Regions from separate parts of the Homo sapiens genome. Here region 2 is linked to region 1. A link is a contact called in ENCODE Hi-C data. All regions are on one chromosome and are shown on one strand. Each heading gives the region's core, a stretch centred on a gene start or an enhancer-like site at or near the end of the contact. The rest is flanking DNA. Distances are from core to core; before and after follow the strand shown.

Region 1 (6,145 bases), core at 2,005-4,504:
TCTCAGGAGAAACCAACACTGCTCATACCTTGATCTCAGCCTCTGGATTCCAGCCTCCAGAACCATAAGAAAATTCATTTCTATTGTTTAAGTCACCCGGCGTATGGTATTTTGTTATGGCAGCCCAAGCAGACTAATACCCTTAGCATCATATTTTCAAGAGTCATTCATGTTGTAGCATGTATGAGAACTTCTTTTTAAGGCTGAATACTGTTCCATTGTACAGATTACACCACTTCGTGTTTTTCTATTCATCCATCCATGGACACTTGGGTTGCTTCCAGAGAAGTTCTTTGCTGACACCCACCTCACATCCCTGCCCCAAAAGTTACATGGGAGGGAAGGAAACTGGGGTTTGTAGAGCACCCACTGTGTGTCTCTGAGCTGGGTGCTTTACATACCTTATTTTTTGCGATCTTCTTGACAAGTTTTTCAGGTAAATGGGCTCAGAGAAGTTAAGCAATTTACCCCAAGTGGAATAACTAGTGGTAGTCATTGTGGCAGCAAGTGTTCATTGCTAAGCTCTCTGCATGTCAAGCACTGTTCTAAGCTTTTGTGTATACATCGCTTCACTCCTCACAACCACCCACGAGGCAAGCATTAGCATCCACATCCTCCAGGGTCTCAGGCAGTCCTCTCAACAATTCTGCCAGACCAGAGAAGGCACAGCTTCCAAAGGATGGTATCAGGGCTCACCCAGGTCTGCTGGATTCAAACACCTGCCTTGCCCCACCTGTCACGCTGCCTCTACAGTGGGACAGGGCCCATGCTGTGGCAGAGGTGCCAGGGCTATGGGATCACAGAGAAAACTCAGGGGCCCCAGGCAGGCTCCATGGAGCAAGGGCACCTGAGCCTGGCATGGAGGATGCATTGCTTCTGTTTATCCACTGTGTGTCTCACCCACTACCCCTGAAAGCCCCGAGAGCAGGCAGCACATGGGCCATTTCCATTGAGAAGTCCCCATGCCTGGCTCAGAGCCTGATGCCCACTTGGTGAGTGGATAAGGTTTTGAAAGGTAGAGATGGGGAAAGGACATTTGGGGGTAGGAATTACACATTAAAAAGGCATGGAGGTGGGAATGCTTGGCGTGTTGAAAGAACCACAAGAAGCCCCCCTTTGGCTGGGACACAGGATGGGTGAAGGAAAGGAAGAGGAGCATTGAAGCAGGCATTGGAAGGGATGAAGGGAAGAAGGATGGCACAACGGTCTTTCTAGGCTTGACCATAGGCAACCTTGAATGCCCAGTGAAGGAGTTAAATTTTAGCCATTGGCACTGGGGAGCCAGTAAAGGCACTTGTGTAGGAGAAGGACCAGGCTGAAACTATGCTCCAGATAAAGATGTCCAGGAGTAGGGTCTGGGGGAGCTGAAGGGTGGGAAGTTTAAGGCAAGCAAGGATGTATAGTCACATTACTAATAACAATAAGGGGAAGGAGAAAGTGGGGGAGAAGAGGACCCTATAACCCAGAGACAAGAGGCCATCAGGCACCCTGAAGCCTAGGGGCCCTCATCTCCACTCTAACAAAACACACATTTGCAGTGACCCCCATCCCCACCCTTGACTTCTCTTCCTCACCCAGAGCACGGGAGGGTGCCACTACCCACTCTTAGAGCAGACCTGGCATGCCCACAGCTCTGCCTGCTGTTCACCCTCTGGGCCCTGCCCCAGGAACCTGTGGCCAGGAGGCAGGCAGCTTCTGAGCCCTGTTCTCTGAAATGATACCAGAGCGGTCCAGAAAAAATCCAGACAATAATCCCAGAAGGCCCCAGTCTCCATGCCCATATGAAGAAATAGGCAGGTGACCCTCCTATCTGTGGACAGTCCAGCACTTCAGGGCTCACACCATGAGTCCACTAGAACTCAGGAAGGCCCCAGACAGCCCCCATTCAACCTGGTAAGGCAAGCTGGGAGGCCCAGGGGAGAGGGCCAGTTGTTAGCCTGCCAACCAGGAGGGAGGCAGGCCTCCTTCAGGACCTGAGGATGCTCAACAGACAAGGAGCTGCAAGAATGCCAAGGCCATGGAGGGAGGGTGTGGGGACAAGATTACAAGGCTTGCCTGAAAGGGCCAGAGGTCTCAAGGGTCCCAGCACAGCTCAAAGACACTGGCCTCCCAGGCTGAGCCTCAGGCCCTCAGGAGGAGGGATCCTGGAGAGAAGGTGGCCACTGCCCCGGCCCATTTCCTCCCCAGGCCTGTGCCCTCCCCACCAGGCAGCTGGCCTTCACCGGGGCTTGCTCCAGCCTCTCCAGGCTCCCTGGCCTGCTAGTCTGTTTCCTTCCCTTTTATAGAGTTCTGTTTGGACCAGGAAATGAAGTGCATCAAGTTCCTGGAGGCAAGAAGGGGCCTGTTCCCAGCAACACCAAGCCAGGGCACACACACCCAAGCCCTGAGTGTCCCTCCAAAGACAGTGGGGACAGGGAGTGGGCCTGGCCCTTTCCCCAAACCCAGCACAGGCTGGGACCCAGAACCTGAAGCAGACAGGACACAGGGGAGTCCCAGAGGGCTGACTCACCAAGGCCCCAGGCCCCACCCCTCCCCAAATCCTCCTGAGCTGAGCTCCTCTTAAATCACTGGCCCCATCAACCTATCCCCAAAGCTCCAGCTGCCCACTGCTTCCTCTTCCATTTCCTCTTCTTGTCTCAGGATCCTCTTCCCCAGCCCCACTCACTGACCCCCCAGCCCACTGCTAGGCTCCCTGTCCTGCAAGCCACTCGAGATGGGCTCTCCAGACAGGGGAGTTCCTCTTCAGACAAGAACCTCCCCACCTCTAACCACACCCACACACAGAGCAGCTGCCAGGTCCACATAAGGGCCACTCAACAACCAGACCTGAACGAGGCAGGGAAGAGCAGGTGTGCCTGACCCTTCAGGAGCCTGCGGAATGTGGAGTTCTGGGCAGCTTCAGTCAGAAGCTGACAACAACAAGGGGAACTCGGGGGGACCAGCAGGCCAAGCTGTGGGACCATGGGCCTCCCAGCCACTGAAGCCAGGCCCTCCCAAGCCAGCCTGGAAGAAGGCACGACACCATGGCACCCAGATGGGCCTACCCCAGGTGAAGGCAGGGAGTCTTCTCTGGAGATTAGCCTCCAGACAACCCAAGCGGGGATCTCAAGGGTCCCGGCTCAGGGGCCACACTCACCCACACCCCTAATCAGGGAAGCTGGGAGAGGTGAGGCTGCACACTAGGCCGGACTTCTTAGGAGCATGTGCTGATGAGCAGGGGGGTCAGAGACATGGGGTTCAGCAGAGCTGCACTGAGTACCTATGGAGTGCCAGGCCCAGGGAGCACAAGACAGCAAGCCTACCGGGGCAGGGTGAGAGGGTCCCCGCAATAGCCAGGACAAAAGGCCGGGACAGGCAAGGCCACAGGGAAGCACCAGCAGGGGTCAGAGGGCACGGAGGGGCCCAGGGCATGACCCGTCAGCATCCTGGTTTCATGATCCTGCCCACACTCGGCCACCTCCTGGCCTTCCTGCATGGCACTGACAACACCTGCCACCACCCCCATCTCCACCCACCACCCCTCCCTCAGCCCTCCACCCCCCACCCGCCCCGGCCACCAAAGTCGTTCAAGCCAGAGGCCCATGTGTCTGTCTTCCTTCATTCTTTCCCCTCCCTTCCACCAAGCCTAGGCAACTCCTCCTCCTAAATACCTCTCTGAGCCACATACACCCCTTCTCAGGTCCTATTAATCATAGAGATGATTGCAACAGCCTACAACACTGGTCTCCCTGCCCTCCGCCTTGTCCCCTCCACCCCATTCTCCATTTGGCAGCCAGGGAGCTATTTCTAAAATGCACATCCAGCAGTGTCACTTCTCTGCCTAAAGTTCTTGCATAGCTCCCAGCTCACGGGAGAAAGTCCAAATGTCCTAATATGGCCATCAGGCCCTTCGGGACCTGGCTATGCCTCCCTCTCCACTCCCATTTCTCACCTCTCCACCTCAAAGCCCTTGCTCTGGCCAGAGAAAATTACGTTCAGGTCCGCTTTCATTCAATACGGCGCACTCTGAGCTAGGGGCTATCAGTCCATTTCACAGATGAGGAAATGAGGCACTAAGAGGTTGCATTCTCAGCCTAAGGTCACACAACCAGTAAATAATGGAAATTGAACCAAGTTCTGCCGCGGCTGTGTCCGAAGCCTCAGCTCTGCCCAGGACCACACCACCTTTCCCAGTCGGGGGTCACAGAAAGTTTCATGGAGAACATGGCCTTTGAGATGGGTAGGGAGGAGAGATGCCAGGGGTCAGAGAACACAAAGAGACCAGTTGGCTGTGCCCAGGGCACACAGGGCCAAACAGAGAAAGGCGGTCAGAGAGGCAACCCATGCCACACTGCACATGACCTGGAGGGCCAGGCTGAGGCCAATGTCCAGGACCCTGGAGTGGCCTCATGCCCCCAGAGCCAGTGAGAAGCCATGGGTGAGGTGTAGGGCTGGAGCCCGAGAGTCCAGCCTGGAAGAGGCTCTGAGCTGGTCAGGGAGCAGAGGAGAGAGATTAAAGAGGGGATCCGAGGAACATAAGAAGATGGAGGGGCAGGAAAGTGGGGCAGTCAGAGCTGCTGAGGCACGCGGCCGGAGGACTAGGGGGAAGCCAGCCGCCATGCTAGAAGAGGAGGTGTGAACAGGCAATATGGAATGCAGGCTTCAGAGTCGCCTTCTCCAGCAACCCAAAAAGCAGGAAAACCCCACCCCTTCTCCCTGACCTATTCTGAAGCAGGGAGGCTGGGGGACAGGGCCGGCAGCACAGAGAACAGAGCTTCTAGGAAGTTCCTAGAAGAGCTGCTCAAGGAAAGGGCTGTGGTCTGTGGTCATGGTTCTAGTGGAACTGGTGTGAAAGGAGGTGACAGGCGTGGGGAGCGAGACCACGTGTTCACTCAACAATGCCCACTGAGTGCCCCTCCATGCCAGGTTCCCAGCTCTGGAGACAGATGAATGAGGATGGCCCCGCCCGGGAGGGAAACTTGTGGCCCGGTGGGGGAGACAGGCATGTAAACAGAGAATTGTAAAACAGCCCCAGTAATGCTATAATGGAGGTATGAAGAGGGCTAGGATTTCACTGGGATTCAAGTCCATCTGTTTTTCCACCCAGAGCGAGGCTGCCCACCCCAACCCCTCACTTTCCACCAAGGGTTTCTGTTTCTAGATGGAAACTTGAAGGGACAAAAGTCTTTGACCTTAGCTGTGCTAGAACAGTAAGGCAGGAAGGGTGCATGGGAAAAAAATCTAAGAGCAGTGGGAAAACCCAAAGAGCCAAAGGTCTCAGGCAGTGCTGAGGACCATGCCAACCACCACGGGGACATGTGAGGGTAGGTGCGGGGGGCTAAGCCAGGCCCAAAATAGAGAATTCTGAGGCTGGGGCCACACTCAAATCCACACAGACATCAGAGACCCACACAGACATCAGCCCCTGTCTTCTGAAGCTAGGCCATCGTCTGTTTGCCAGCCAGGACAAGGGCGTAGAGACCTCTCCACTTTCAACACCTGTAGAATTACTTGCAAACCACAGGTGTTCACCTCCCTGTTTCCTAATTTCAAGGATGCTGTTGATTGTATGTAGCATCATCAACTGAGTAACAGTTTTTGAGGAGGAGGGAAGGCTACTTGAATTGTACACATCGATCCTAAGGTGCATTCCATTTTCGGAAACGTTAAAATGTTTTTTAATAAAAGACATCTCAGATTTGAAGAAGTGCCTTACATTTTTGACTCTTCGGGTTCCCTATGCTGCCTGTATCACTGTCCTATGTGGTGGACAACCAGGAAATCCTTTCTGATGTTTACCTATGTCTCCTTTCAAGAATTTAAGGCTGGCCAAAATGAGGAACAGGGTGGAAAGCAACCCAGCCACATATTACTTAGGAAAAACATCCCACATCCTCAAAGCTGATCTATGGCTTTATGTTCCCTGGACGTCCCCAGAGGTCATTTTTTCTCATCGCCTGACTCCAGACAGCTGTGCACTAAACCCAAACCTGGTACCTGGGAGCAGATTCAGCTCCATGAGATCGTAACTCCTGTTTGCGGGTCCTCATTTCCAGATTCCTGAACACACTAAGAGGCCATGAGTTTCTAACTACAGGGTAAGAGGAGGGATAGAAAAAAACCTGGACTGGGAGTCAGGCATGGGCTCAAATGCCAGTTTTGCTAC
Region 2 (6,145 bases), core at 1,944-4,443, 900 kb after region 1:
CAGGGAGAACAGTCAAGGGTGGGTCCCGAGAGACCCTCACCCCCCTCTCTGCCCCTCAGTGCGCACCTCCCATCTGCCTGCTGTCCCCTCCCTGTCCCACCCAGGGTTCTTCCATGGGGCCTTCTCCTGGACCCTCCTCTACACCAGCTGGCCTGTCTTCCTCATGTCACAGTACACGCTAGACATGATCGTTGCTGGGGACATGTACATAGATAAGGCTGTGGCCTGAGACCATGAGCCCCTCACCTGGCACACCAGGGAGTGAGAAATTCTAAGTTCATGTTTCCATTTGGAGGGTATGTGTGTACAGACACAGTCTAGTTTTTGATAGACTAAGTACCGGAGGCATAGTTATTTACATAACACTTGCATATTTACATACTTTTTTTGTAGATAAATTTTATATTGACTCATTTTGTGCCCCGTCCTAAGCAGTACTATCTGCACATGCTGGTTATATTTTTTTAACACAGCCTAAAACAAATATAAAGCTACTGAAATAGACATATTTTTTCACGAACCATTAGAATCAAAATGCATGCTATGGACAATACATACACCGTGTTTTGGGAAACACTGCACTGCATAACAATGATAAGAATAAGATTATAGACATTTATAGCTAAGCCTAATGGAAGAGCAGGTGCCAGAGCTCATTATTTTTTCTGTTACCAAGAGAGTCCCCTACTCTTTTTTCTAAGTCACTCTGTGATGCCTTTTTTTTTTTTTGACATGGAATTTCGCACTGTCTCCCGGGCTGGAGTGCAGTGGCACGATCTCGGCTCACTGCAACCTCTGCCTCCTGGGTTCAAGTGATTCGCCTACCTCAGCCTCCAAAGTAGCTGGGATTACAGGCGCCCACCACCACGGCCGGCTAATTTTTTGTATTTTTTTTTTTAGTAGAGATGGGGTTTCACCATGTTGGTCAGGCCGGTCTCGAACTCCTGACCTTGTGATTTGCCCACCTCGACCTCCTAAAGTGCTGGGATTACAGACATGAGCCACCGTGCCCGGCCTCTGCAATGTCTTACACATACTTTGTTCACGCTTTATACTGGGTAGTCCAAGAATCCTCTGAACTATGTAGGGTGCAGCAGGCATTTCGATCCCCATTTTAGAGACAAGAAAGGTAATGTAACTCAAGGTCCTACAGCTACTAAGTGGCAGAGCTGTGATGACAATTACGTGTGCTAACAGAGAGTAGAAGCTGTCCCTCCCCCAACTGGCCTCCATAGTGCTAAGAAGGAGTCCTTTCAGGGGGCTTGCAGGGGCACCTGGCTCAGCAGGGCATCCTGCAGGGTGGGAGTGGCGGCTGCAGCACCGTGTGGATGGAGAGTGAGTACAGGTTGGGCAGAGCCGTGGCCTCACCTCCAGCATGGTGTCGAAGATGACTAGCTTGGAGCTAGTTGCCATGGCATCGTAGCAGGTGTGCTCCTGCATGAAGCGCATGTAGATCTGGGCGCCGGGTTTCCGCAGTTCGTCATCCCAGCCCAGCTTGGGAAATGGGGCCTGCGGGGACAGGCACAGGGCAGGCCTCTCTTCCAGCAGGCCTTCTAGCTCACACTCCCAGGCCTCTGTGGCTGGGAACTCCGTGGCCAGCTCCACATCATCTGTGCTGGAGCCTGCAGCTGAGGCTGTACAGTCAGAGGGGAGGCAGTCCCACCCTGTTGGTGGAGTGCCCACCCCGGCAGGATCAGCTTGAGCCAAGGGTGTGGTCTTGGGGAATGTGGCCTCCAGCCCGGTGGACTCAGCAGCTGGCCTGGACCGGGGACCTGTTTGGGGGAGGAGGGGAAGAGGACAGTAACTCCATCTTCCAAAGCACGTTCTCATCTGCTGTCGCCATTCATCTCACAGCAGCAGTGGGAAGCCTGGATGCTGTGGCCCTATTTGCAGGTGAGGGGCTGACCTGAGAGTCGCCCCAGGTAGTGGCTCTGTCCCATCTTTCTGAGTTGGCCATGCTGGCCTCTGGCACTGCAGTGCCTTGTTCTCTACTATGTAGGGAGACTGAGGCCACAAGATGAAGGTTGGGTCCAACTCTGTGTTATGGAGGGACCTGAGGTAGAGACCAGACCCAGGCTCCTCTGGGATTTCCCACTCCCCTGGCTCCCACCTCCCCAGAACTGGCCTTGGCCTCACCTTCCCCCTGACCTGGTGGCTCCCCTTCCTCCACCGACTTCTGCCTTGTCCATCTCAAGGCTTTGGCCCTCCGTTTCCCACGGATTCTTTCTGAGCTGCTGGTCACAGCTGGTGATGGCCATGAGCTGCTGTTTTCTTGCTCTAGGAAGCTCATCTCTGGAAGGGGAATGGGGCCTGTTTGGTTAATAGGGAGTAATGCATCAAAATCAATTCAAATGTTATTCATAATCTTTAGGATTTGCAAGCTTCCAATGGGCTTTTCTCCAACATATTTCTCATTTAAAACTTACAGCAGCCTTATAAAGCAGGCATTATTATCATCCCTATTTTGCTAGTGAGGGACCAGAAATTCAGAGAGGTTAAGCAATTTGCTGCAAATCACACAGCAAGTAAGTGGGAAAGTCACTTCTGAAAAGAGGAAATTGGAGGTGAGGGAAACACACCTGGGGAAAGGAGGAAGAACAATGAGGAAGAAAGACCAAAAGGAGGAAGATAAAAGCCAGGCTGGGAGGGAATTGGGGTCCCAGAAAAGTGGGGGACAAGGAGGTGGGGGAAGAGGTTAGGCCCCAGGGAGGGGGCATTCTCCCTACCTTGATGCTCAGAACCCCCAAGGCTGCTCCAGGAAGGGGTCTGTGGGGAGAAGAGTTTCTGAAGGAGTGGGGAAAGTGCCTTACATTCCCAAACCCCTTCTCCCTGAACACACGCCTACACACCCATGCACACCAATACACACGCTCAGACACACGCCATACACAGACATGCAGCCATACACAAACACACACAGAAACACACACATCCAAACACTCCCAGGCACACAGAACCACACACACTCACAATACATATGCCCAAACATGCACATGCCCATATTCACGAGAAAATCCAGACCAAACACACACCAGAAGACACACACGCCCACACACACATTCACAGCCCGTGCGCTCAATCTTCTGGCCTCAGCTGCCCCGGCTCCGGCTCCCCTGGGACCCCCATACCCTGCGCAGTGCGTGCTCCAGCCCGGGCTCCATGTGGCCAGCCCCAGACCAACTGAGAGCAAGTGTGCGACACTGTGGCTGGGCTGCACTATTCTGGGCCCGGCCCCGGGCACCCTGCCCTGCCAGGATCGGTTTCTCTCTGATTGGGTGTCAGGCAATGAGAGGGAGGGGCCCCCATTTGCTCAGCTGCTACAGCCCTGAAGGCTGGGGGTTGCTGGGAGGGAAGGGGCGCACCGGATAATCTGGGTACTTGGTCCTCAGCTGCCTCCTGGGTCACTGAGGACAAGCTAGAGGGACCCTTTTTGAGGGGATGTGGCTTGGAGCATGTGGGAACATGGTCATTGAGCAGAGTTGGGCTCTCAGAGTCCTGAGCCCCTATTCCAAGAGCCTCCCTCATCTTTATCAGGCACCAAAGAAGGGAACATGGAGGCAGATCAGCATAACTTTCTTCCTTGTTCTAATTTCAGTAGAGGGTGGTGCTGGAGTTAGAAAGGGCAAGTTGCAGCCAGCTCAGAGGCTGGAGATGAGGCAAGGGGTTTGTGGGTAGTCCAGGAGAGCAGCTAGTGTATGTCCAGATGTCCAGATTTGAGTCCCTGGAGTGTGTCCCTCTCTCAGGTGAAGGAGATGGAGTGGGTGTTTCAGGCAGGTGAAGAGCTGTGAGAATCACCTCGAAGGCGTGGGGAGCACTCAGAGCTCCCCGCAGGGGAAGAGACATCTGTTTCCACCTGTGGTTGGGAGATATGCCTGGGTGTGCAGGTGTCCCAGCCCCCAACCCTCTGTGAGTGCTGTGCCTACATCCCTGGTGCCAACAGGATCCCAGCCTGGCTCCAGTAGCTGCCACCCTCTTCCTTGGCATTCCCGGAGCCTGAGTCAATGTCCGGATTGGGAATGCTGACCCAGCTGCTCCGGCTTTCCTCTCTCTGCCCCTCCCTTTCTCTCCTCCTTCCAGCCTCTTCCATCCCAGCCCTGGCCCTGGAGTGGACACTCAACAACAGACTGGTGAATTTCTGTCTGAGTTTATTACATGTGTTTTCCATCAACCCTCAATGTTCCTACTCTGCCAATGGGGAGGGTGGAGGAGAATGGAGTTGGGAGGACAGCCTTGGCCAGGGCTGTTCCTGTGGTCCCCAGCCTTTCTCAAGGACATCTGCTCACTGGACAGTGGGAACTGGCTCAGAGGACAGAGATCAGTGTAAGAGAATTTCCTTCACACCAAGCATGTTTTTTCAAATGGACTCAAGATAGCCACCACCAGTTTGAGAGAAAGGAGAGTAGGAAGAACACCAAGTCCAGAGTGTTCAAGCATAAAAATAAGGTCTACATGAGGCCATTGGCTGTGGTTACTCAAACATGGAGCCACTCAGAAGGCTTCTAAGATTGTGAGGGTGTTGTATTGGCAAAGAAACCATAAGCCTGATCAGCAAAGCCTGGTTTGACACCCCTTCCCTTGCCTTATTCCCAGCCCTCCAAATCCGCACCAGCAGGAAGAGGGCTGTGAAGGCTGGAAGGACTGCAGAAAGCACAAGTTTGCCAGTGTGGGACAAAGGATATTGGATAAACAACAGCTTCCCAGCAGGAAAAGCCAGAGGCTACATAGGAGAGTGGAAAGGGGAGATCTTCCCAGAGAGCAGAACCAGGGGTGGTCAAATGTGCTGACCAAGAACTTACTCCACTGCCAGGAAAGGGCTTAGCCATTCCTGCCCAACCAGATTTGATAATTAAGATCCAGCAGCTGCTGGGTGTTTGCCATTCTTTCAGTTGCAAGTGGATTTTTTTTTTTGAGACAGTGTCTCACTATGTTGTCCACGCTAGTCTCAAACTCCTGGGCTCAATGATCCTCCTATCTCAGTAGCTGGGACTATAGGCGCGTAGCAGTGTGCTCAGCATGAGTCAGTGTTTTAATTGAGCTTACCCTCTTCTTCCTCCACTGTTGTCTGTGGGGAGTAGGAGGTGCAAATCACCTGCCTGTTAGTTTTTAGGTCACCAGACCATAGGGTGTCCATCTACCTGGAAGAAGGAACTGCCCACCCCTCAGATAGCCTGGACTCTCAGCTGGGTGCCGTACTCAGATGGAACTCTGACTTGCCTCCTTTTGAAGGGCAGTAACTGTGTTTTTTGTGTGGGATGGCCAGATGGGTGAGCTCTAGTAGAGCAATATCTCTTCTACCCTTCTTCTGCTGTTAGTAAACCACTACAATTTTAACTGAATGCAAGATTATATTTCACAGCTTCTTTTGCAGATAGTATGGCCATATGACTAAGTTTGACCATGAAATTTGAGCAGCAATGTTATATACATATATATTATATGATAGAAGGGTACCCCTAGGAGGAAAGGGAACCCTTTCTTACTGGCTAGAATTACAATACGATGATGGGAGCCGGAGCAGCAAACTGAACCCAACGATGGAAAATGCAGTTTGAAAATGATAGAACATCCCCCACCCCTGTCCTGGTCTGCCTACCTCTGGATTGTTATGTTAGAGATAAATAAATTTCTGTCTTGTTTAAACGATCGACAAATTGAACCTTTGTTATAGCAGCCAAGCCTCTCTCTAACTAATACATCTACGTTGCAGGATTGAGGTAGGATTAGGAATTACATATGTAGATAATGACCCTGCATGTTCGTGCAGTGCTTAGTGTCTACTACACACTGTGCAAAACACATTATATGCCATGTCCTGTGTAATCCCTTGCAACCCTGTGAGGGAAATACTTTGACTATTACAATTTTACAGATGACAAAACCAAGGCATAAATAGATTAAGTAACTTGATCAAAATCTCAAAGCTAGTGGGATGGAGCCAAGAATCAAACCCAGACTCAGGCACCACATTTATAACCACTAAGCTTTATGGAAGACACAGACCTGCCCCCTCTATACCTCCAACCATGAGGCTTTGAAGGCAGGCAGGCAGGCAGGCAGGCACGGGAGGGCTCTGACCCTTCAGTAGCCATCTCCTGCTGCTGTCAAGGTTGGGGTGGAGGAGGACTCCAGCTGGGGGTACACACCA

What was found. Hi-C counts contacts between places; a loop is a spot of excess contacts on that map. Pooled maps may share reads with other maps.
Region 2: a pooled map of psoas muscle shows a loop between it and region 1 (4-fold over the local background). The contact joins the promoter of PRKAG3 here to the enhancer-like site in region 1. A Hi-C loop is called at or near these places in 2 of 50 pooled maps.

The regions. Positions count from the first base shown.
Region 1 is chr2:217,926,162-217,932,306 of GRCh38, forward strand. All of the region lies in intron 3 of TNS1 (tensin 1), which reads right to left. Among named protein-coding and RNA genes, the nearest start is that of MIR6809, 29 kb to the left of the region's middle. RefSeq lists enhancers at 2,744-3,613, 3,945-4,488. Within about 2 kb of position 3,255, at least 22 of the 41 ENCODE cell types and tissues checked have a DNase peak (open chromatin) inside an H3K27ac peak, as active enhancers do.
Region 2 is chr2:218,828,610-218,834,754 of GRCh38, forward strand. It overlaps PRKAG3 (protein kinase AMP-activated non-catalytic subunit gamma 3), which reads right to left and starts at 3,194. Exons shown (of 14, transcript NM_017431.4): 1 at 3,129-3,194; 2 at 2,727-2,766; 3 at 2,137-2,292; 4 at 1,369-1,772. The coding sequence starts at 3,161.